Linked DNA regions of Mus musculus: region 2 is linked to region 1. The links are chromatin loops, found by intact Hi-C in ENCODE. Cell type or tissue: left cerebral cortex. All regions are shown on one strand. Links, peaks and the distances in the headings refer to the core of each region. The heading gives the core; the rest is flanking DNA. Region 1 overlaps Rps15a (ribosomal protein S15A). Region 2 overlaps Xylt1 (xylosyltransferase 1).

The links. A loop is a pair of places that touch in the nucleus more often than their neighbours do. Peaks named below come from ENCODE experiments on the same cell type or tissue, not always from the same donor. Only the 100,000 strongest peaks of a DNase experiment are listed, where the experiment ranks them.
Region 2: a loop joins it to region 1, with 2.7 times the contacts of the local background. A loop is called at or near these places in 2 of 42 quality-filtered maps.

What each region holds. Positions count from the first base shown.
Region 1 is chr7:118,094,498-118,110,710 of GRCm38, forward strand. Rps15a (ribosomal protein S15A) reads right to left here. Exons shown (of 5, transcript NM_170669.2): 4 at 15,436-15,521; 5 at 9,877-14,696. The coding sequence ends at 14,603. Among named protein-coding and RNA genes, the nearest start is that of Rps15a, 14 kb to the right of the region's middle. In left cerebral cortex, for the core only: a CTCF peak has its summit at 7,956 (motif pointing left); DNase peaks (open chromatin) are centred at 7,954, 8,474, 8,735, 9,256 and 1 more place.
Region 2 is chr7:117,477,646-117,485,645 of GRCm38, forward strand. All of the region lies in intron 2 of Xylt1 (xylosyltransferase 1), which reads left to right. Among named protein-coding and RNA genes, the nearest start is that of Xylt1, 100 kb to the left of the region's middle. In left cerebral cortex, for the core only: no CTCF peak of the experiment used is centred there; a DNase peak (open chromatin) is centred at 3,438.

The DNA of each region.
Region 1 (16,213 bases), core at 4,060-12,059:
AACTCTAGAGGCTCCTGGCTAGGCCTAGTTGTCTGCCAATACCTGGCAACCCACATTGAAAGTGGGCACTCGCCAGGCAGTGGTGGCACATGCCTTTAATCCCAGCACTTGGGAGGCAGAGACAGGTGGATTTCTGAGTTCAAGCCCAGCCTGGTACAGAGTGATTTCTAGGATAGCTGGGGCTATACAGAGAAACCCTGTCTTGAGAGAAAGGAAGGAAGAAAGGAAGAAAGGAAGAAAGGAGGGAGGGAGGGAGGGAGGAAGGAAGGAAGGAAGGAAGGAAGGAAGGAAGGAAGGAAGGAAGGAAGGAAGGAAGGAAAGGAAGTAGGCACTCAAGGTAAACCTGAGTGGGATTCCAGCTTCATTTCTCCATTGCAGTTGTAGGGAGTCCACCCAAGAGACATGACCTGCTAGTACACACAGCAAGATAGAGTCTGGCCTGAACTGGAAGCCAGGCTGGCCTGTTGGCAACTGGGCGCTTTTCAGCTGTGCCACGCTGCCACATAAAGACACAAGGTATTTCACACACAATTAGGTAGATTGTGGCTCAGGGACAAGGCACTGGAGATAACTTGCACTTTGGACAAAGGATCTGACTCAGCAGTTTCATTCACACAGAACAGTTATTCCCTTGCACACTTCCAGAGTCATTCAAGTCATGTCAGAACAAGTGGGGGGGATTAAAAAAAAAAAAAAGGTTGTGTACCACTTTGGTCCAGTAACCCTGCCACCAACATACCCAGCATACATCCCTGGGTAGTGAACTCAATCCCAGAAGCACACTGGGGATTTCTAAATCTACCAAGCACTGTTGGGGACAAACATAGATGACTGTAAAAGCTTCCAGAAAATTCTATGTGCAGCCAAGTTGAGAACAGCTAGCCCAGTGTAGCTGGGCTACCTACATAGTAAGAGGACTACATAGTAAGAGGACTTCTAAAGCCGCATGTTCCCAGAGGTGCTGTGAAGGATTGCAGACCACAGGCACGGTGTAAGCACCCATCAAGACAGACATAGCTGGAAAGCAAAAGACAATAGTTAGCATGAGGAGGCACCACACAGAAGCCCAGAGAGCTTAGCTCTCCATGGGTCTACAAGGACCAGTCTCAGAAGCACGCTGATGAATGAAGAAGGTAAGTTGTCAATTCCATGCCCAGCATGTCGCATTTCAGGGTTTAGGATGACACCAACCATGTGTGTAGACATGTGAGGAAGCTTTTTAATTTCCTAAGGATACTCCAAGTAGATGTGGTGGTACAGGCCTTCAATTCCAGTACTTGGTAGGATGAACACAAGTTTAAGGCCATCCCAGATAATAAGTTCCAGACCAGGCTAAGGTACACAGTGAGACATTGTCCCATTTATCTTAACATTGAAGTTCAGGAATTGGATTTACAGCTAAAGCATGTCTTCTTTGCTTTTTAATTAATTTTTGGGTTTAAATTGTTATTTGGTTGGGACTTTTGTTTTGCTGTCATAACTAGTTTTTGTTTTGAGATGAGGGTCTCATGTAGTCCAGGATGTTTTAAGACTTGCCATCCAGCCAAAGATGATCTAGAATTTCTGTTCCTCCTGCCTCCACCTCCCAAGTTCTAGGACGACAGGTGTCGTGTGTGCCTCTCTGTACAATTGTAGGCTTTGTGCATGCTAGGAAAGCACTCTACAAACTAGGCTACCTCCCAGCCATGCTCGGCACTTTTTAAAAAGAAAAGATTAACATTTTATGTAAACAGTGATCCTAAAAACTAATGTATTATGAAATATTCCAGTATTAACACAGGCACTGTGGTGGGTACCTGTAGTCTGAGGTACTTGAAAGCCTGAGGCAGGAGAATTGCTTGAACTCAGGAATTAGACTCCAGCCTGAGCAACATAGAGAAGCTCTGTCTCCAAAATAATTAAAAAGAAAGAAAATAAAGACCCTATGCTCATGGCGAGCTTAGGGGAACTGAACCAGAATGAGAGAATTTGCATAAATTATAATCCAGAGGGGGAGATAAAATAAGGCTACCAGACGACACAGTGTCCTCCGTTTCGTGGCAGGGGAAGAGCTAGCTAGGGGAGACCCATGAAGCAGCAGCTCCTGGCTGTGCTGGTCAGTGACTGCCTGAGTAACAAGTCTCCCCAACTTTTGTTGGCAGAAAGCAGCCCTTTGGTTTTGTTTTGGACTCTCTGTGTCAGAAATTCAGGCAGGCTGTAGAGGGCATGACAGGGTTATTTCCAAGAGCTTGGGCTTCAGCTGTGAAGTCAAAGCAGTTGGAGGAGACAGAGCCTTCTCAGTCCACAGCACGTCTTCTGGGGAACTCTGAATAGAAGCTGCAAGAAAGCTATGCTCATAGATTCAAGGAGGCAGAACATAGGTCCTGCCTTTCAGTGGAAAATGTGTCGGTCGCCCTGTGAGAAGAATGTTTGGGATGGGAATTGATGTGATTGCCACTTTTAGAAAATACTGGCGGGTTTATCTGTCTCCTCTGGGCAAAAAGTGGTGCTTTCTGGGGGAAAGCTCAGTTTAAAGTGAGACCTAGAGGAAGACTAAGAGTTTGGCTGGAAAGAGGCAAAAAAGATCACTCTGTGCAGTACTTGTGCGCACTCTGAGGTGAGAAGTGAGGGCATGAGCTGCAAAGCAGAGCAAGAGATTGAGCATATAGCTTGCCTGGAACGGATGGGGTGATGGGGGAGATGGAGCGGTGGGCCAGATGGAGAATGTGGCGGAGGAGAAGGTGGAGGAAATGGATGAGCAGAGGAAGTGGAGGTGAGAAGCAGGCAGGGACCAGAGGATGGCGGGCTCTTTTAGGCATGTTGGGCTTTTTGTCTTGGTCTTCAAGGAAACAAAGCCCTCAAGTCACTCAAGTATACTGAGTGAGATACGTGTGCACCTTCTCTGATGGAGAATCAGGGAAGGAAGCAGAAAAGACAGCTATGGAGTTGTGGTGGTCATTAAGTGACAGCTAAAAATGGCAGGACAGGTGGAGAGAGGACGGAGCTGAGTCAAAGCAGGTGCAGCACTTTGGTACAAGATCAAGGGGAGGGGCACATCCTTTATCTAGCTGCTTTTCTTTTCTTTTAAAATTATTGTTGTCTTTATTCATGTGTATCTCTGTGTGTCTGTGCACATATGTGCTCCTGTGTGAAGATGCCAAAAGAAAGTGTTGAATTCCCCTTGATCTGGAGTTACAGGCAATAACAAGCTACCCAGTATAGTTTGGGTTCCAGGAACTAAACTTAACCAATGAGCCATCTCTCCATCCCCCACTCCTTCCCTCCCTTCCGCTTTCTCTGCCGCCCTTTAGATAGAGTCTCACTACGTGGTCAGGCTGGCCTCAGCTATAGCTCCCCCTCCCCGGGAACTAAGATTAGAGGCATGTGCAACCACGCCCTCCCACATTTAAGAACTTCTAATACTCAGATGCAAGTAGACCCTGTGGCCTCCGCCCAGGCTTGCATCCTTTCAGACTTTTCCTGATCTAGAGACTTCAGGATGCATGGAGTTCCAGATGCAGAAGGCGGCTTTCAGTAGGGCACAGTGTTATACTCCTGTAATCCCAGAACACAGGAAGTGGAGCCAGAGGGAGGATCAAGAGTTCAAGGTCATCCTTGGGTACATAATAAATTCAAAGCCACCCTAAGCGAGAGACCCTGTCTCAAAAGAAAAGGAGGGGTGAGGAGGAAGGAGAGAGGGGACGAGGGGACAGAGAGGAGCAGAGCTGCTGGGGAAGAAGGTAGGAATGTTGGTGGCACTTTGCTGTTCAGCCTGAGATTCAGCATATCTCAAACCAAGGTCAACACACACACACACACACATGTCCTCCACCTCCAGACCACCTACAGCTTAAAGCTCACTCTCCAGTTATGGCCCCAATGACAATGACAGGGAAAGTATACAGCTACAGGATGCAGACCCAGACGAGAAGTGTCCCGACCCGAGTCCTCTGCATAACTCAGCCTGAACACCTTAACATCCCCCTTCCATGAAGACACCTCCTTTTCCTCACATACACTTCTTTCTTCCCACTGCATAAATTGTGAGCTGTTTATTTACAGGGGCTGAGCTATTTTCATTAGTGAGTGAGGAAGAAGGGCCGATCACCCGTTGATGGTGAGTCACACTTGATTCCCACAGTACGAAGTTGGCTTGGGATTCGGGGCCCCAGCCTGCTAGGTATGGCTCTCGTATTCTGCTCAGAGCCAAATGTCCAGGGCCGAAATTTCTAATTATCAGTCATGTTGAGACTTGTTGCTACAGCCCATGGCTCCAAAACTGAACCTTTATCCTTCATTTAAGAAGACAGAAAGTACAATGAATGGCTATAATTCTGGCCAGTGTATGCCTAAAATCCCAGCACTCAGGAGTCTGAGACTGAAGGATTGTGAGCTAAGGCCAGCCTGGGCTACAAAGATAAACTCTATCTCAGAGGGGGACAAGAGTTGTGACAGAAGCTTTTAATCCCCAGTCACTTCCTGTGGTCCTCAGACTCTCGTCCCTTCACACGCACACACACGCACACACACACACACACACACACACACACACACACACACACACACACACCTGATCCTTTACAAACTTACTTGAGTGCTCCTAACTAGGGACACCTCTGCAATGGACAGACTTGGGCCAGTGTCTCTGAGAAGGGGTAATCTCTGTGACCTCCTTACCCCAGGTCTTACACTGGGGCCCAGCACCAGCTCATTGTCCCACTATGTACCCTTTTTGTCACCTCCCTTCTCTTTGAGCAGGCATGTGGGGCTGCATGAGTCCTGTTCGGAGCCCAGGCAGTGGCTCAGATACACCTGGTTAAGTCTCAGCTGTGACCCAGTTCATTGTGTGGTCTCTTGCCAACCTCTACCCCGATCTGAGCTGTCCATCTTCCTCTATCACGGAGGCCCACTCATCACCAAGTCAAATAACACATTCCCAAACTATCTCAATTTTACATGGCAGATGAAGGGGTTACGTCATCATCCCAGTCCCCTCTGCCTTTTAAAGGGGATCACTAACAGGTTCAGGGCCCCTTCCAAAGGGTTCTAGACTGATTCCTTCAGAAGGAAAGATATGAGAGTGCTGTCATTCGAATGCACTATCCTCCGAGGGCCCGCGTCAGACGGCATCTAAGAGAAAGGGGTGGCCAGCCCTGCAAGGTAGCCCCATCTATCATCTCAGCACTCAGGAGTCAAGGCAAGAGGCCAGCCTAGGCTACATAGGCAAATCCTGTCAGAAAGAAGGATTGTGGGGGTTGGCGTGGGGATGGCAAGGCATACACATTTCCCTGAGTTCTTGGCTCTGCAGGGCCTAGGAGTTCACCAAGCAATGGGAGAAAGCAGCTATAAAAGGGGATGGCCAGGTCCTGGAGTGCTGTGAGTCAGACGGACTCAGACCTTCTCAGAGTCCCTGATGAAAAGACGAAGGGAACAGTAGCTCTGTGTCTTGTCCAGGGACAAACTTTGTATGGTGGGTCTGGATCTGAGACCAGGATCTCAAAGGAGTTACAGTTTTGAATCCCGGAAACTCAGCTTTCCCACCCTCCCCCCAAATGAATGAGTGGATGGGTGGCAGGTAACTGGGTATATAGATGAGAGGGATGAGTAGATGAGCGGTGGGTAGGATGGGATGGGGTGGATATGTATGTATATACATATGGGTAAATGGGAGAGAAGCCGCAGTGAGCTCAGTCTCTGATGCCTCTGAGCTATCTTCTGTCCCTTCTGTGTATCACTACTTGGCTAGCCTCCTGCTGACTTCGTCCCATTGTGTGATAGCTTTCCACTAACTCTGTCCATTTGCTTCTTTCCCTGCAAATAGTTAAGATGCTGTAACTCTTACTGAACTTGCTGGGCATGAGACATACTTTGTGGGAGACTTTCCTCCCAACCTCAACTTTCCTGTCTTCTCTTTGATCTTCTCACCTCCTGGTCCCACTTAGGACCCTGTCACTGAAGAACAAGCTGCTCCTGGTCACTGGAGGTCAGAGAGCCCTGCCTTCCATACAGATGGAACACCTCATCATGCTGGTGAGTCCTTAAACCTGTACCCTGTGCTTGTCTACCTGACTGTGTCTAACTGGACACCACAAACTCAGTGTGACCCAGACCATGTGCTGAATGACCTTCTGTGAGCACTCAGGGTGGGCTAGCTGGCAGCGGACTACTAACTGTGCAAAAAATGTTCAGTCCTCCACTTGCATAGCAGGAGAAAGCCATGCACAGCTGAGTGGATGAGCCCTTGGGGACGGAGGAGGAAGTTAGGCGGGTGAGAAATGAGAAACCCAGGTCTGGAACGTAATGATGTCCCTATGTCCCTCTTCCGAACCTTCCAAGAGCCAGCCAAGCTCATACAGGCCCAGGTTGTTTCCTGGTTGTTAGTGCTAATAAAATATTAATTTATTTACCCTGCCACCACATTTTTTAAAATTAAAAAAAAAAAAAAACCTAAAGCTTTTGAGTGCTGTAGGTCACAGCATCCCCCTAAGGAAGCAGAGCCCTAGAGCTAGGAAAGCTAGGAGTTAGCAGAAGTCGGAGTCGTCTTGGTTCTCCCTTAGGAGTGGGAGTGGGGTGGGCAGGAAGAAGCATTTGGGGAAACTTTATTGAGATCACAAGGGGCAAAAATGCCTCCAGACGATTATCTGGTTTATATTAAAAAGTGCAGCAGAAGAGAAAGTAATATTAAAACTGGGAGGCAAAGAATGAACAACACAGACGGATCTAACAGTCATTAGCACCGAGCCAGAGATGAAAGCAGCCCTGACTCCCAGGCACACCTGCAATCCCAGCACTCAGAGACTACAAGCAAGAGAGTGACAAGTTCCAGGCCAGTCTTACCAACAGGGTGAGGCCTTGTCTCAAAAACACAAATGAACCAAAGAAAGCTGTACATTCAATAAAAGCAGTGTTGGAACTGGATATGCTGGCACACACCAATAATGCCAGTTATGGTAATCTAATGGTAGTCTGAAGAAGGAGAATTGCAATTGTTGTACCATATAGCCAGATGCTCCAAAGGACGGGAGGGAAGGAGATGAGCTATGCTCTGTGTCTGGTATGACATGTATTAGTATGTGCTCTCTCTCTCTCTCTCTCTCTCTCTCTCTCTCTCTCTCTCTCTCTCTCTCTCTCTCTCTCTGTGTGTGTGTGTGTGTGTGTGTGTGTGTGTATGTGTGAGAATGGGTGGGTAGGTAGGTGAATGGGTGGGTAGTGAATAGGTAGGTAGATGGATGGGTGAATGGGTTGTTGGGCACAACCTATCCCCCCAGTCCTCAGAACAATCTTGTGGTGGTGGTTTGAATGAGAATGGACCCCAGAGGGTCATATAGTTGAATGTTTAATGTTTGACCCCCAGTTGGAGGAACTGTTTAGGAAAGATTAGTAGGTATAGCCTTGTTGAAGGAGGTATGTCACTAGGATCTGGCTTGGGGTTTTCAAAAGCCCAGTTCGTCCTCACACTCAGTCTCCCCCTCCCTCCCTTCCTCCTGCTCTAGCATCATTCATTCATACCTGCTATCATGTTCCCTGACATGATGTCATGAGCCCACCATCTGAAACTGTAAGCAAGTCACAATTAAGTTCTCTCCGTTTGTTTGTTTGTTTGTTTTTCAAGACAGGGTTTCTATGTATAGCTCTGGCTGTCCTGGAACTCACTTTGTAGACCAGGCTGGCCTCGAACTCAGAAATCCGCCTGCCTCTGCCTCCCAAGTGCTGGGATTAAAGGCGTGTGCTACCACGCCTGGCACAATTAAGTTCTCTTGGTCTTAGAATGTTGTCGCAGCAGTAGAAAAGTAGCTACGACAAACTCTCCTTGACCTGAAGGCCAATGCCAACGATACACATCCTCCCTCCTTCTGAACCTTCTTTCTGTGGCCATGAATAATTTGCCTCATCTCAACAAGGTTTCCAGTCCAGACATAGGTTAATGGCAGCAAACTGTTTCAAGATACTTGTGGTCCTGTGCTGTCACCTAGTGGAAACTCCATGAAACTGCAGAGAGGATGCTTGAAGCACTCATGGGAGCCTGGAGAGAATTTAACAAGACTCATGATGGATTGATAACTGGTTTTAATTTTATTTAACTTTTTATTGATTCTTCATGAATTTCATACATGCAACCCAACCCCACCCATCTCCTTGTTCTCTCGTACTGTCCTTCACCCTTGCAACCTCCCACCAAAAAAAAAAAAAAACCTGGTGTGGAAGCTGCAGTGTGCATGTCCCACAGTACACCCTTTTGTCCATACTCCTTTGCTTGCAAATGTTCATTGCAATGAGTCATTTGTCTAGTTCAAGGCCTCTGGCTTCTGCTACACTATCAATACTGGAAACTTACTAGGACTCCCCTTGGACACCCTACTGTCACCCTGTGTCGTGGAGATCCTGTAGCTTTAGATGTGTAGGACTTGCCCCTTCATGCTCTCCAGCAGTCCACAGATGGAGTTGATATTGGGGTGTGCCAACTCAAAGCCCTGGATCTGGGCCTGGATGGTATCTGAGCTGCTCACCTGCCAGCTCTCCCACACCCACAGCACCAGGGAAAGCTCTCCTGCACTGCAACTGTTAAGGGCAGAGCCAGTTCTCCCACTCTCATGCCCTTGGGCGGCTCTGCCACTTGCTACAGGTGGTAAAGAGTGGGGGAGGGAGCATGTTTCCCCTCACCTATGCCACCACACAACAGATAAGTGGCAGGGCCAGCTCTGCCATGCTCACACCCTTGGGGCCAGTTTACCAACAACTCCCACTACCAGGGCCAGCTCTACTGTGCTTCCTAGGTGAGGTGTAGGACCTGCAGCCGGCTAGGGGTGGATAGGGTGAGCTCTCCTACTCTCCACCTTCATGGCTAGCTCTCCTAGGGCTGGGAGGCAAGGGATGGGGCCAGCTCTGCACAATCCTCATACAATGACAGGGCAGCAGCCCAGACCAGGGACATCTGACTAGCCTTTGGTGGTAACAAAGGACCTAAAGACCAGGACCTCACTACGGCCTTAGGTGGTACTCAAATCAGGCTCCTTGATTCTCTAGTTCTGCCTCTCTTCATTGTGCACATTCTTCTGTTTCTTTCTCTTCCATCTCTCTACCACTTGGTCATCCTAGTGGTGCCCAGTCTCTGGGTGTCTGGGGTCCTCTTAGGAATGGTCTCAGAAGTGCTATACCTTGCCCATGCCATGTGGCACCAGGTGGAAGTTGTCTTGGGCGTGGTTTTGAAATCAGTTTTGAAAGGATGAAAGGATTGGGCTAGTTCAGATATGCAGATCTTGGAGTAAGTGAGCAGTGTACATATCTGGTTATCCATGGAGACAGGAGGGAGCCACCATGAGTCTCCACGTGCGAGTTTGCATCCCCATTCATCACACACCCAGGGCTTCCCCTCTCCTCTCTCCAGACTTCACACTGTGCAACTATAGCCTATGCCAGAAGGTTCAACCATACACAAGGCTTCCCCACACACCCACAGTTAAGACTATTACTTAAGCAAGAAAGACAGCTGTAAGAAGCTAATTAGGAAACCTTCAGAACAAAGAAATTGCTGAAGAAATTGACCTTGGAGAATACTAGGCCAGGACAGCTTAGAAGAGCCCAGGCAGTGACACTCTGAGATTATCAAGGTTTCTAGCAACCTGTCCCAAATGAAAATTGCTGCGTACAAGGGTCAGCCTCCTTCGACTGTGTGCACAGCTGGGAGTGTGTGTGTGCTGAGTGGCTTTAAGCAGCAGTCAGGCAAGGTGACAGACCCAGAGGTGTGACATGGCCAGTGCCCAGCAGTCTTGAAGGAGCAAGAAACCAATGTTTTGTTTGTTGCAAGTCCAGCTGCTCACCACACCATAGTGTGATCAGGTAGAAACCAGGCAAGCTTATTCAAAAGGTCACCAATTCAGAAGCCATTCAGACAAGAGGTTTTAAAAAAAATGCTTTATTTTATTCACACACACATGTTCGCACAAAGAGAGGCCATAAATTCGAGAAATTGAGTAAGAGGAGAGCACATAGGAGAGGTTGAATGAAAAGGACAGGGAGAGAGGCCAACATAATTGTATTTTACTTTCAAAGACTTAAAAAATCAGAAATTTCATTTCATTACTCCATCTCCCCCCACCCCACCCCCAGGCGTGTACAAGCACACTTGAAGGCCAGAGGAGGGTGTCAGACTCCCCGGAGCCCAAGTCATAGGCTAGTGTGAGCAGCCCGACGGAGGTGCTGGGGACCGAACCTGAATCCACTCAGGAGCAGCAAGTGCTCTTAACAACCTAGCCATTGTCCCAGCCCCTAAATTATCTCATTGATAAGACCAAGAACCCAAAAAGGAATTTCAGTAACAACAGTTCAGCCCTGATTCACCAAGAATGATGGTGACTCATCATCTTTGCTATCTATACTTTCTGCTGACTCACAACTCCTGGTCACTCAGGTTTCTGCTGACTCATGATTCCTGTCAGCTGACTCAAGACTTCCATTATAACTTCCCTTCCCCTCATCTCTCTGCTTCAGGCCCCAAATACTTACTGCTTCTCTTTGCCCTCATTCATCATCTACAGAAAAGGATCTCAATTTTCCCAATACCCCTGGTTATTAGATTTCCCACATGGCAGCCTCACTAGCCCCCATCACTCTGAGTACAAAAGCTGAGAAGAGTGAAGAACCCCCCAGGGGCTGTTATTAGGACTGCAGACATACTATAGTCAGGACAGGTCAGTCCGGACTCCACATCTTCTTCCCAGAAGCATTCAGACTCCCTCTCAGGATTAAAAACAAGTAAAATAGTGTTATGCCAAGCACCACTTTCATTTTACAGTTTATCCCAAGCCTGACCACAGTACTAGAACATAGCCTCTTTGTACCCATTTCACAGAAATGAAAACCTATTTAGAAGGGACACTCAAATTCATGCTTCAAGCAACTGGCAGGATACGATAGATCTGAATGCTGAGGCTTCTTCAGTAGGGCTCACCATAGTCATAAATAAAACCATAATCTCAAAACCATTATGTCTTAAGTCAGAGTTTCTATTCCTACACAAAACATGACCACGAAGCAAGTTGGGGAGGAAAGGGTTTATTCAGTTAACACTTCCACACTGCTGTTCATCCCCAAGGAAGTCAGGGCTGGAACTCAAGCAGGTCAGGAAGCAGGAGCTGATGCAGAGGCCATGGAGGAATGTTACTGGCTTGCTTCCCCTGGCTTGTTCAGCTTGCTTACAGAACCCAGAATTACCAGCCCAGAGATGGCACCACCCACAAGGGGCTAGCCCCCATCCCCCCATCACTGAGAAAACTGCTGAATCTCATGGAGGCATTTCCTCAACTGAACTCCAGCTTGTGTCAAGTTGACACAAAACCAGCCAGCACACTTCGTAAATGAAAAACCCATTTAATGTACTGCCATTCTACACAACGTTGCCATTCTATACAACATGTAGGCTCAGCAGGCAAAGGTGCTTGCTGCCAATCCTGACTGGATCCACTGTAAAGAGAACCATTTCTCGACAGCTTGACCTCAATCAAGGCAAAAGCTTACACGTGCATACATTTAGTAGTTTACTAAGTAAACAATTAAGGTCGGTGCTGGCTCACCCCAGCCTTCCTTGATTGTTCTGAGAACGCGTGGTTATCCTATTCAATCTAAAGCAACCCTTATTTTATACTCAAGTGATAATCCCCTGCGGCACCCCACTTGCTGTGCTGTACGAGTGGTGAGAACTATGGTGTTCCTGTGGACATGCCTGCCATGCAATGCAAACACCTCAGGGGGCCAGACTAGGCCACACTGCAAGACCTGCTTTTAAAAGAGGGGAAAATGGTGCTGGAGAAATGGCTCAGAGAAATAGCTGCTCTTCTAGAGGATGTAGGTTTGCTTCCCAGCATCCACTGGGGCTTAAAAACTGTCTATTAACTATAGTTAAAAGGGAATCTAACACCTCTCCTGCTTGGGCACTGCACCCATGTAGTGTACACATGTAGAACTAATTAAGTGGGCCTGGTTTCTCTCTGGTGAGGACTCAAGGTCAAAAGAGGGAGGTGGGAGGGAGAATGGGGTGGATGAAAAAAAGGCCACCCTATGGGTTTGCTATCAGGGATCTCTCAAATGCCGGTCTCTGGGACACTGGAGGCATAAACTGCATAACCCAAGGTAGCTCTTGTTCAAATTAATCAAGGATCTCCAGATAAACCAAAGATGTAGCCAAGAGAGATGCCATCCTTAGGGGTAAGGTAAGAAAGATGCTGAGACAGGCAAGCTTGAAATTTCCACTGAACCTACAATAGTTTTTGGATGGAGGAATGAGTGACAGGTAGGTGGGTTACATAGGGGGATGAACAATGCAGGCATGAGATGGAAATAGGTAGCAGACTTGCCCTCCGGCAGCCTATAGTCTGATAGGCTGACAGTATAGTCTGCTAAATTTAGGACTCTTCCAACAACTTCACATCTACCAAGGAGACAGCAGAATTTGGTAAGTCTATTCATTTTGTGCTGACCATCCAGGCCAGAGCACATTAGGCTCTTGATAGTGTTCTTGTCCCTTCATACTTCTTCACTGACCAAAAGCCCAAGCTAAAGGTATGGCCTGGGTGACTATGCCCCTCTATGAGGAAGGGGACACAATCACTTTCCCTATGGCTAGGTAGGTATTGAGAATTCACCTGTCAGCCAGGCATGAAGGCTCAGGCTCATGCTTTAATCCTAGCAGTTGGGAGGCAGAGGCAAGCAGATCTGAGTAAAGACCATCCTGGGTCTACAGAGCAAGTCCCAAGAAAGCCAAAACTACACAGAAAAACCCCATCTCAAAAAAAATAAAAGATAATCTTTAAAAGACCACTCATCACATGACATAAATCTATAATCCTAGAATTTGGGAGGCTAAGGCAGAAAGATTACAAGTCTGGGACCAACACTTCTTGCATTTGGCTAGCCCAGGAAAAATCCTAACACTGTCTCAGAATAAAAAAATTTTTGAAGGACATGGAAAGGGAAGGGGGCTTAGAATCAATCATGTGTAGAGTACACATGATACTCTAAATTGCAGTGTAACCGACCACTAATCTACAAATGAGCAAGCTTAACTTCCTACACAAGGATAGGAGGGATAGAAGCCGTGGGAGGGACTCTGATATCCACTCGAAGGAAAACCTCACTTGTAAAGATAAGAGGATTATTTGACTATGAAATATGCTTAACAACTGAACAGGAAGCTAATTTTGATCCTCAAAGAGAAAGACAGCACCAATTAATGGGAACTGCCATTTCCCCAGAGCCAATAAGCTAAATAAAACTGAATTTGTTTCCTTACAACATATCAAACACTGACACTGGACTTTCCTAAACAGCCAACTGCCAGACTAGGGGACTTGAGATCCACTTTCCCAGGCTCCTCCTTCCCTTGGGATCACCTCCAGGGAACTCAATAGAGCCACCTGCTTCTTATGGAAGATGGCAACGATGGTTGGGGCAGCTCATCCTGTCAGTCAAGGCAGGAGCAGCACCAAAATGAGGGAGGGTACAGCTTCCCACAAACTTTGTGCCTCACACACAGTAAACACTTTCAGTATTTTTGTCACAGCAACTAGTAAGTAGTAGACACACAGAGACCTTGTAAACTTTCCTGCATGGACAAATCATCAACAGATCTGAGCAAAGTCTGGGGGTAGAGATCCCCCAAGTTCGGCAGGTCGCAGAGCAGAGCTCATCAGCATGGCAGGACACAGCACCAGTTGTAGCGTTTTCTCAACTAAAGCAGGTACATTATTTCAAACTGGTTTTTCCAACAGACAAGTCCGAGGGGCTTCTGTTGTTCTGAAGAGCCACGTGGGTGCTGAGTGACCAAATGACTTGAATTTAATACCTATTTTAAATGTTATGGCAGACTAAGTCCACAATTCACAACCTCTGAAGCTACTACTAGAAGCTGTAGGGATGGAACTTAGTAGGAAGACAAGTCTCTGGGGAATGGCTCCTTAGTTCTGGGATGAGCAGCTTGGTTCCACCAGGTGTCCACCCACCAGATACTAACCATGGACAGTGAAACCAGAGCCATACCAATGTTTCATTTGATGTATGTTCCACAGCAACAAAGCTAATAAGTCACCATGCTAGGCATGGTGGCACTTACCTTTAAATCTGGGAGACAAAGTGCAGACAGATACCCTGGAATAACCTGCGAACCCAACTCAAGCTCCAAGCCTTTTTTTTTTTAAACCAGCTGTCAACCTTTATATGGTTTCTGAATCTAGACTAGCCTTGATACCCAAGAAATGGCATTTTTCAGGGCTGAGATTAAGAGCCAACAGTGTGACAGAATGTAAGTCTACCAAGTCTGGGTGATGAAAGGGGGCTGTAGGCAAAGACCCATACAGGAGGCCTGTGCTTCTCATTGGCAAATAAACCAGACTCACTGCACACTCAAGGGACCATCCTGTCATTAACCACCTTATGCTGATGTTACTGGCATACAACCCAAGCTGGAGGTGAAGTGAAGACAATGGTCATGCTTTCAATATCTACATAAAACCTCACAGCTGAGCATCACCAGAAGTGTCACCAGTCAGCACAGCCAGCTACTCTGCTGCAGAGATTCAAAAGGACTGACCCTGAGCACAGTCCACAAAGGCTTTTTATTTATGCTTTACGTTTAAAAAAAGAATCCCAGGATTTTCCCTCCTGTATGTTTTCGTCTTGCCTCTTCATGGTCCATAATGCCAGCCGAGGTTGTCAGCACAATGAAGCTATGAAGGAAACAAACACGCTGGTGAGTAACTATTCCAACCATGCTTCACTCTGCTCACCACCACCCTTAACAATGCTCAGTTTGCCCTCCTGGGAAGGCACACAGGGACTGTTACTGCCTAGGCAAGTGGGTGACTGACAAGAGGGCAGTGTGAAGGAATGAATGCTGGAACCAAAGATAGATTCCAGCTATACACTGCCCTGACTGCCAATAACACTGGGAACAACTAAGCTTAAAAGACAAAAATTAGGGGGCTAGAGAGATGGCTCATAGGTTAATAAGTGCAGAGAACTCCTGAGTTCCTTCCCAGCAACCACATGGTGGCTTCACAACCATCTATAATGAGATCTGGTACTCTCTTCTGGCCTGCAGAACACTGTATATATAATATATAAAGCTTTTAAAAGAAAATGAGGCATGGTGGCACAGGCCTTTAAATTCCCAACACTTTGGAGGAAGAAACAGGCAATCTTTGAGTTCCAGATCAGCAAAAAGTTACCTTAAATAAACAAAAGGTACCAAGCCAGTGAAATAAATGGCTTAGAGGTAAATGTGCTTGCTGCCACACCTGAAGATCCGAAGTTCATCCCTAGACCCACATGGATGAAACAACTAAAGTACTTTAAGCCAAACTTGTTAGGAAAAGACCACTACAAAAAACAAACCTCAGTTCAAGCCCAGCTATATCCCAACTTTTCAAAGCACTGACTTTTAATTGTATATGAAAGCCAACTCACCCAAACTGACGTGAAGGGAGCAGGTTGTTCTGCCATTTCTCTAGGTCTTTGAGTTGAACATCAAATCTAGGGCTTATAACGCCACACTGTAAATGGAACCAAAGATTAAATTCTTTACATTTTTACCAAAGAAGCCTTTCTTACCCGCTGAACACAACTGATTCAAAACAAACAATCCATATTTAACAGGCATCTACTCTGTATAAAAAATTTTCTATAAATGGCATTCAATACACTAAACAGGGTGTGGCAGCATTTGCCTAGAAACCTGGTACTCAGTGGGCATGGTGGCACAATCACTTTCCCTATGGCTAGGTAGGTATTGAGAATGCACCTGTCGGCCAGGCATGAAGGCTCATGCCTTTAATCCCAGCACTTGGGTGGCAGAGGCAGGTGGATTTCTGAGTTTGAGACCAGCCTGGTCTACAGAGTGAGTTCCAGGACAGCCAGGGCTACAGAGAAACCCTGTCTCGAAAAAACAAAAACAAAAAAACAACCACCTGGTACTCAAGAGGCTGAAACAAGAAGACTGAGTTCTAGTACAGCTTGTGCTACATAGGATGATCCTGCCCCAGCAACTATATACATACACCACCCTCACAACATGTATGTACATCTATACTCAAGCAAGGCTGTACATCTACACTCTTGCCTACAAGAGCCATGTCAAACAAGTATGGCCAAATGACTTACAGTCACATAGTTGTGCCTGGAAAACTAGCCCGGGGGGGGGGGGGACGGGGACGGGGACGGGGACATCTCACCTCACAGCACGGAG
Region 2 (8,000 bases), core at 1-8,000, 620 kb before region 1:
GTCATATAGAAAGGACATAGCCCTGGTGGGTGCCAGGCTCAGGGTCATATGACATAAGAATCTTGGTTGCAGCCTCGTTTCATTAGGCTAAAGAGTAAAAATGGTGTCATCAGTAGAAAGCTTTGCCAATGCGTAGACAAGGCCAGGCATACCAGTTCTGGTACTTGTAAACTTCCATCTGTGGAGATATATATATATATATATATATATATATATATATAAAACTAGGTGAATGGATAGATAGGCGGCAGCCAGACATTAATGATAGATAGCAGAAGATAGTGTCTTAATTATTATGCTATGCTGTGAATACAGTGACTAAGGCAACTACAGGACAGTGGATGTCAACCTTCCTAATGCTGAGACCCTTTAGTGCAGTTCCTCATGTTTTAGTGACCCCCAACCATAACATTATTTTGTTGCTACTTCATAACTATACTTCTGCTACTGTTATGAATTGTAATGTAAATATCTGACATGCAGGATACCTGATATGCAATCCCACAAAGGGGTTGTGCCCCACAAGTTAAGAATTCCTGTAATAGAAGAGAGAGTTTATTTGGAGCTTACAGTTTTAGAGAGTGAGTCCATAACCATCATGGATTAGAGCATCGCAGCAGGCAGGCAGACATGATGCTAGAGCATTAGCTGAGAGCTTACTTCTTGATTTATAAGCAGGAGGGACTGGTCACTCTGGGAATGGTGTAGGCATTTGAAACCTTAAAGCCTGTCCCCAGTGATACAGTTCTTCCAACAAGGCCACACATCCTAATTGTTCCTAAACAGTTCCACCTACTGAGGACTAAGTATTCAAACATAGGAGCCTATGAATGCCCTTATTCTTCAAATTACTAGATAGATAGATAGATAGATAGATAGATAGATAGATAGATAGATAGATAGATAGACAGACAGACAGACAGACAGACAGACAGACAGATATTGACAGATGGATGAATGGATAACAGATGCATAGGTAGACAGAAGATATATGCATAGGTGGCTGGATAAACAGAGGGAATGCTTTGCACTAATATCTCCAGCTGTACTCAGATATGTAGGTAGAGGTGAGGGTGGACAGACACTGGATGGATCTAGACTGATAGACGCATAGATGCCTAAAGACAAATAGATGCATGGGTGGTGGGTATATGAGTAGACAGATAGAGGGTCCGCTTTGCTTGAGAGGAGGTTTTATCTTTTTGTCATACAGACTGCAGTAAGGCCTGTGGGTAAATACCATAGACTATAGAGTCAATCGAAAAAAAATTCATTTCAGAACAACAAAAAATAGACTGTCTCCTTGAGCATCAATAATATTGTGATAAATCTGAATGTGTATTTGATTCTTTTTCATTGATCCTCAAGGGGGACTATCATTTCTGAACCCACTCCAATTGCCAAGGCCTCTTGTCATTTAATTTCACCTTCACTACTCAGTGACTCCTACTCCCCACAGCACCTCTGCTGATTAGCAAATGGCTCTGCCTCAGATGCAGAGACACCTGGGGAGCTGTCCTGAAGGAGCTCTTTTGTAGAGTAAAGATCTGTCAATCTGGGTATTTCTGAGGTTGGGAACAGAAGTTCATTTACATGGAGATCTCCCAGGGCCTGGAGATCAAGGGCTACAGGGGGGAACCTTTCTGACGGCTCAGTTTTCAAATCTAACCAGGTACTTGAATTCCTTTGATCAGCTAAGTGGAGGCAGGGAGGGAGGGAGTGACAGTCACATTATTTAAAGATGTTACTAGGGCCAGGAGGATTACAAACAAAGCCAGGGAATATGGAAGGGGATGAAAGCTTTAAAATTACACTGTGTAATCCATTCATCTTGGCTTATTCAATAAATAGCTGTGAGGCCATGCAGAAGCCAGGCCTTGTGCGAGACATCAAGGATGTGACAGCAAGAGAGGCAGAAGGCTTCTGCCTGGAGTCATGTTGGAAGAATCAGATGAGAAACAGGCAGGCATGTGATCGTGACCTTAATATGAGTCGCCAGAGTGGATGGAACGAGCCACGTATGCTTAGAAGAGAATAGGAAGGGTTTGGTTCGCAAACTCTCTCTCAGGGGGTGAGAGGTTTGCTTTGGTTTTTTTACTGTTTGATACACTGGACAGAGCCTCACTCTATAGCCCAGGTTGGCTTTGAAATTTGGATCCTTGGGCATCAACCTCAGCCTCCCAGCACTGGGCTAATTACACTTGACAGGAGGTATGTTTTGAGATGGAAGCTGATACAGTTAGCTTGCTAAGAGATGCTAAGAGATGAGAGTTAACCTTGCTAAGAGATGACAGGGCTCGCATTCCAAAACTTTTGCTTATTCCGTCTGGGTGCCTATAATAATAATGCCACTTTTCCTTAGGATCAATTAAACTATTCGGGCTGCTTCAAACTCCTTCCGTGCTTTGTGTCATCATAATGTCAAGATGGATAAGGAATTACCTTATCAAACTAGAATCAAGGAAATGAGGGGGAAAGAGAAGGGACATAAATTCACAGCCATCCAGTCACTGGTCACATAACTGTCCTGTGGGAGGAAGCTTGGAGCCTAGGTGTGTGGTGCTCATGTGGAGACTAATATTGGGAGTCTGGACAATGGTTGCCATTAGCTAAGTTATGGACTGCTGCTGAAATGAACTTGAACTTCATTATAAACCAATAGTTCTCACTCACCTAGGGTGATGTTGGCTGGCCAAGAACATTTGGCTATGCTATGACTAGAGATAATGTTTGCTGTCAAAACTCAGAGACAGAGGAACTATTGGCATCTTGTGGGTAGAGAGCAGAGATCCATTGGCCATTCTATAATGCATGGGACAGTCTCCCTCCTTTCAAGTATTATCCAGTCTCAGATATCAATAGTGTCAAGGCTGACAAAGCTCAGTGTACACTTGTGTGCTAGCTTGCTTCACAACGATCCTTCAGCCCTGCATTGTTGGCTTCCTTGGTATTATTGTTTATGCTCAAAGGTCACTAACTTCAGTTAATGTAAGATTTCAGCCAGCCTGCAGGTGTTAGCCATGCCACATTCATCCCCTCTGCATCGACATTGACCTTGACTATAAATACAATAAACTACCCCCCAATATTTATAACTATGTGTTCCGTGTACACAAAGGTCACATCTTGTCGGATAATTATGACTGGGGAGGAAAACTCACCAGGAGAGATAATTTCCTACAGGATTTATGGCTCACTAATATAGAGACTATTCAGGGTTTTTATTTTTGTTTTTAAGAAATTACAATTGGGCATGTAACACATTTGCCTAGCAGGTCTATCCGTAGCATGGCTAAATCAAAGAAAAACAGAATAAAAGTTCTGCTACTTGGCTGGGATTCAAAGAGGGCTTGGTCAAGGCTATTGGACTACTGGAGCAGGTCCCCTGGTTTCTAGGCTCAGTTCCTCTTTCTGGGGCAGAGAACAGCCTCTTTTGTATAAAATTCTTTCTCTGGAAGCCTTCCTGCCACCACTGGGATTAAAGCAATTGCCGTCTGTTCGCCTCTCTTCCAGCTCTGGGCTTCGATTAACCTTTTCCTCCATAGAGAGCGGTTTTTGAAGTAATGAGGAGCTTCTGAATGGCCCTTACCTGCATCTCCAGCCCATTAATTCTTATGGTGCCCAGCATCTGTTGAGAGATGGCAGAAACCAAATTGCTTTCCATCTTCTGCCTCCTTGTGGGAGCAGGGCTTCTCGAGGGCAAGGCAGACCAGTCTGGGGGATAGCAATCCCTTTTCTGCCATCAGCTCTGCTGACTCTGAATTGCAGGTCTTAAATTAGCATTGGTGGGGCTGGACCATTGTCTAGGTAGAGAATGAGAGACTGTACCCAAGGAAGAGCTGTGGTCTCATAGTCAGGGATCCTTTCTATTCCCTCCGACTCAGAGTGACACTGTGAGGCACCATTCCCCAAATAACCAAGCCAGTTCTCTCCAAAGCCCAGCCACATGCATCTGCACAGTCACAGGAAATAGATGATGTCGACACTACCCATCTTCACTTCTCCAAGCTCAAGCCTTGGTGGCCTGAGTTGATCACTTAACTGAGAATACATGGAGTCATTGTTCTTCTTGACAGTAGCAGTTGTCACTTTTCAATGACTATGACCTACGTCCCTAACAGAAGCAACTTGAGAGAGGAAAAGCTCCTTTAGGTTTATAGTTTAAGAGGCCTCACTCCACCAAGACAAGGAAGGAAAGGCGGGGCTCTTGGAAGTAGGAACATCATATAATAGCAAAGGTTGATCACACCCAGGTAGACCAGATGGCAGAGGCAGAATCCAGAGCCAGCAGCAGTTCAAATGTCTGTTTCTAGTAACCTACTTAGACCAGCTAGGCCTCTTCTCCTGAAAACTCTACGTGCCCCCCTCCCCCAAATAGCACCATAAGATGGGAACCAAACTGGCAAAATATAAGTTTCTGGAGCAAATTTTGGTTGTACTTACCATAACAACAATACCCATTAAATATACTTGTGTTGACAGGAGAAGTATAGGTGTCACATGTGCCAAGGTCTGTGAGGCGTGGACTGTCAGCTTCATTGGGGTTTTTAGGTAAAGCCATACAAACTGGGGATCTTAAGAGAATGTTCCAGTGTGACAATGTTGAAGCTGGAAGATAAATGTTTCTAGATGGGCCAGACAGGGCCTGGATAAGACCACTCACTGTCGTTGGTCACTGCAGGTTTTATACACACCTAGGGCTTTGCTAAGCACTGTGTATGCATAGCCTTTCTAATCACACCCGTAGTTCTTTGGGAAAGGGGTTGTTACTCTGTCTTTTGTAGGACAAGAGTGTGAGTACATTGGGAGTCTGAAGCCTGGCCTAAAATATACGAGCTTCCCAGTGGCAGAGCAGCCTCAAACCCAGTTTCCCTCCCAGTCAGTCTTTGTTATAATTTACACTGTGGGTGAAAACTAGGACCGGGGGTAGCTAGGCAACTCTCCTGGTAACCCAGCGGTACATCTAGTTGGCTCCTCTGCCATAGACAGTCAGATGAGAAACAGGAGTCCTTGAAACCAGAGGGTAGGCTCAGGTAGAAGGTTGATAGTACCACTCTGGTATCTTCATCTGTCTTTGACTGTCTCCATGTTGGACATCGGAGAGATGACCTGTGCTAGGTGACTCTTTCCCACCCTCACTAGGCCCACTGCTCACCCTGCCACCTCCCCCTTGGTGCTTGTCATCAGTAAGGGCTTTGTCATTGCCCTGGCTAAGAGAGGCAGGGCAGGAGGTCGGCAGGCAATGCAGTGTGGTAATTTTCCATGCTTGGCTGTGTCCTTGTGAAGCTCTGTCACCCATGGACACCCATTACACAGCCACACCTCCTCTGTCCTTCCTCTACAGCACCAAGGTGGTGACATCTGCTGGCAGTCCTAGCCTGCCTTGGAGCATCCTCCTTGCCAGTTTTCTTTATAGAATCTCATTGTAAATTCTCCTGTGGTCCCTTATTATACTGTGGGATACTAGTGTCACTTTTGGTGGGCAAAAGGGGATCCACTTTTAGTGAGACAGTGCTGCTAGGGGGCTCTCAAGCTGAGTTGCTGTCATCATGTGATGTGTTTTGATAGAAGAAGGGGTCTTTAAGTGGGAAGAGGCTCCCCAAAGGTAAGAGAGGGGCAGGTGGGGCTCCCAGGAAAGAGTTTTGGTGTGCCATGTTTTGGTAGGGATAGTGGCTGCCATCTTGTGACTATTTCCCCCTAAAACAGAGCCAAGCAACAAACAGGATAAACATTTGTTCTGAGTTAATATCTGATGACTCAAACTGAGGACTCAAGTTCTGGGTCCAGCCCCCCATCTCATGCCCTTCCATCAGCTATAACTCCAGTGCTTCTTTTCCAGAAGGGAACAAGAGTCTGGGTAAGGTTTGAGCCTTCATATTCTTCCTTTGGGTCCTTACCAGACAGTCAGACACACCAGAAGGAGATCATTTCTTCTAGCAAGGAGAGTGAAAAACCATCCTTTTCCTGTTCTGTTACACCCCAGGAACCGTTAACTGCCCTGATACGCAAATCTGATTTCACACAAGTGCCACCACTTCTGTCTCTCTGTGCCTTTGAGAGCTCTTGGAGGGTCCCAGCCATTTCTCCAGTACATTGCAGCTCTTCCTGTGGCTTCTATCATTCTAAAAAGTAGTATTTTCTTAATCTCAACGCCAAATCTGTTTTCTGAGAGGCATAGTGGTTCTTGTTTTGCTGTTAGAAGCAAGATGGGTGGGGCTGAAGGTCATTCTGGAGCCTGTTTGATGCTGGAAGAAACTTCAAACTCTGTAAAGGTTTATGAGACACGTGCTAGCAGTATGCAGGTACTGCTCCAAATACCATCAGGTACCAGTGATGGCCCAGGAGGCACCTTCTCATTTCATGGCCTTTGTTCAAAGAGATTCTCCAGGCTTTGACTGTATGTGGGTTCTGTCTGTCCTTAGGATATATGGAGGGGAGGTGATGGTGGTACATAAGCCACAATGAGCCTCCACATATCCCCTTTGCATACCTGTTCATCACAGTCTCCTCTGGCCTTCCCACTACCCTCTGTCACCTCACCTGGCAGGATGTGTCCAGACTTAGCCAGACGATGGATCAGGTCACGACTACTCCTCAGTTTCATTAGAGGGCTACTACTGAGACCCAGCTCGGCAACTCAGGTGGAGGCTGGACCATGTCTGTTTTACTTATTTAAAACTCAATAGGTAGCCAAAGATGACCTTGAGTTTCTAATCCTACCTCCTTCACCTCTGAGTGCTGGGTTGCAGGTGTGGCCCATCATTCCAGAGTTTAGCCAGTAGTAAAGATAGAGCGTAGAATATTGTGCATACTAGGTAAGCACTCTACCAAGTGATCTAACCTTGACGCCTCTTTTCTGCTCTTCTGACAATAGCTGTACTGTGCACTTGGGCTCTAAGTCTGCCCTAATCCCCCCTCTGTACTTGTCCATGGCTGCTCATTCTTCACTGCCCTCTGCACTGCAAGGACACTCAGCAGCATCCCTGGTTACCCACCATCAGCCAGAGCTGCAGCTTGCAGTATGACAGACAACAATGTCTTTAGCCACAGGTTCCTGGGAGAACAAATCATCCCTAGCTGAGAACTGCCTGTCAAAACAAGGAATGCGTCCAAAGACTAAAGCCCATGACCTATGACCCCAATGGTTCTGTGCTGATGGCATAGGGTAAAGCCTTGGTTCTGCTAGTTATTTCGAAATAACCTCATGTAAACTTAGTCTGAATACAACATGCACCAAGTGTCCCCCTTCTCTGCACTGATTTGCCAAACAAAGTGCTTCTGTTGTTTTTTATATTTAAAAAATAGCAAGACATGGGTCATATGTCTTTATAAGGAGGTAAAGGGCTCCATCTTTTCCTTGGGGGAAGTGGGACCCTTCAGTCCAGCTGTCTGTTCTACAGAAGGCATCAGATTAAATGCCAAACAGCATGCCAACCTGCATCCCTGAAGACCGCAGGGATGACGTTGACTGAGGTTTCAGATCTGTTTGGCAGGCGATCTCAGGAGGGTGTGTGCTCCCCTGACACCATCAGAAATAGTCTGTGGCTTTGGGCCGCAACACCATGACGTGTTCAGACCTCCCTGGCATCAATCCCTGGATTTGGTGAAAGAACCCTGTGTATAGGGCACCAGCTTAGGACAACAGGCCACTGTAGGTCCTACCAACCTCCAAGTGTTGCTCACAGGGTGTTTTCTGAAGGTGGTTTGGGTTGGCTGCAAGCAGGGTTTGTTCTTGTTTTCTATTTTTACAAATTCTCCTTTGGGGACTTGTGGGTCCTTTCGCAATTTGGATTTCATGGTTGCAGTCATCGGTGCTATGCTGTATGGCTATATTATTATCATATTCTTTGTGCAATGAGTATATATTGAGAGCCCAGGACAATCTTTTCAGAGCTGGTGACAGAGCAGTCACATCCTGACCTCCCAAGCATACATGCTGGAGGATAGTAAATGAGAATTGTGGGTACATCAGATAGGACCATTACTATGGAAAGTAAGTC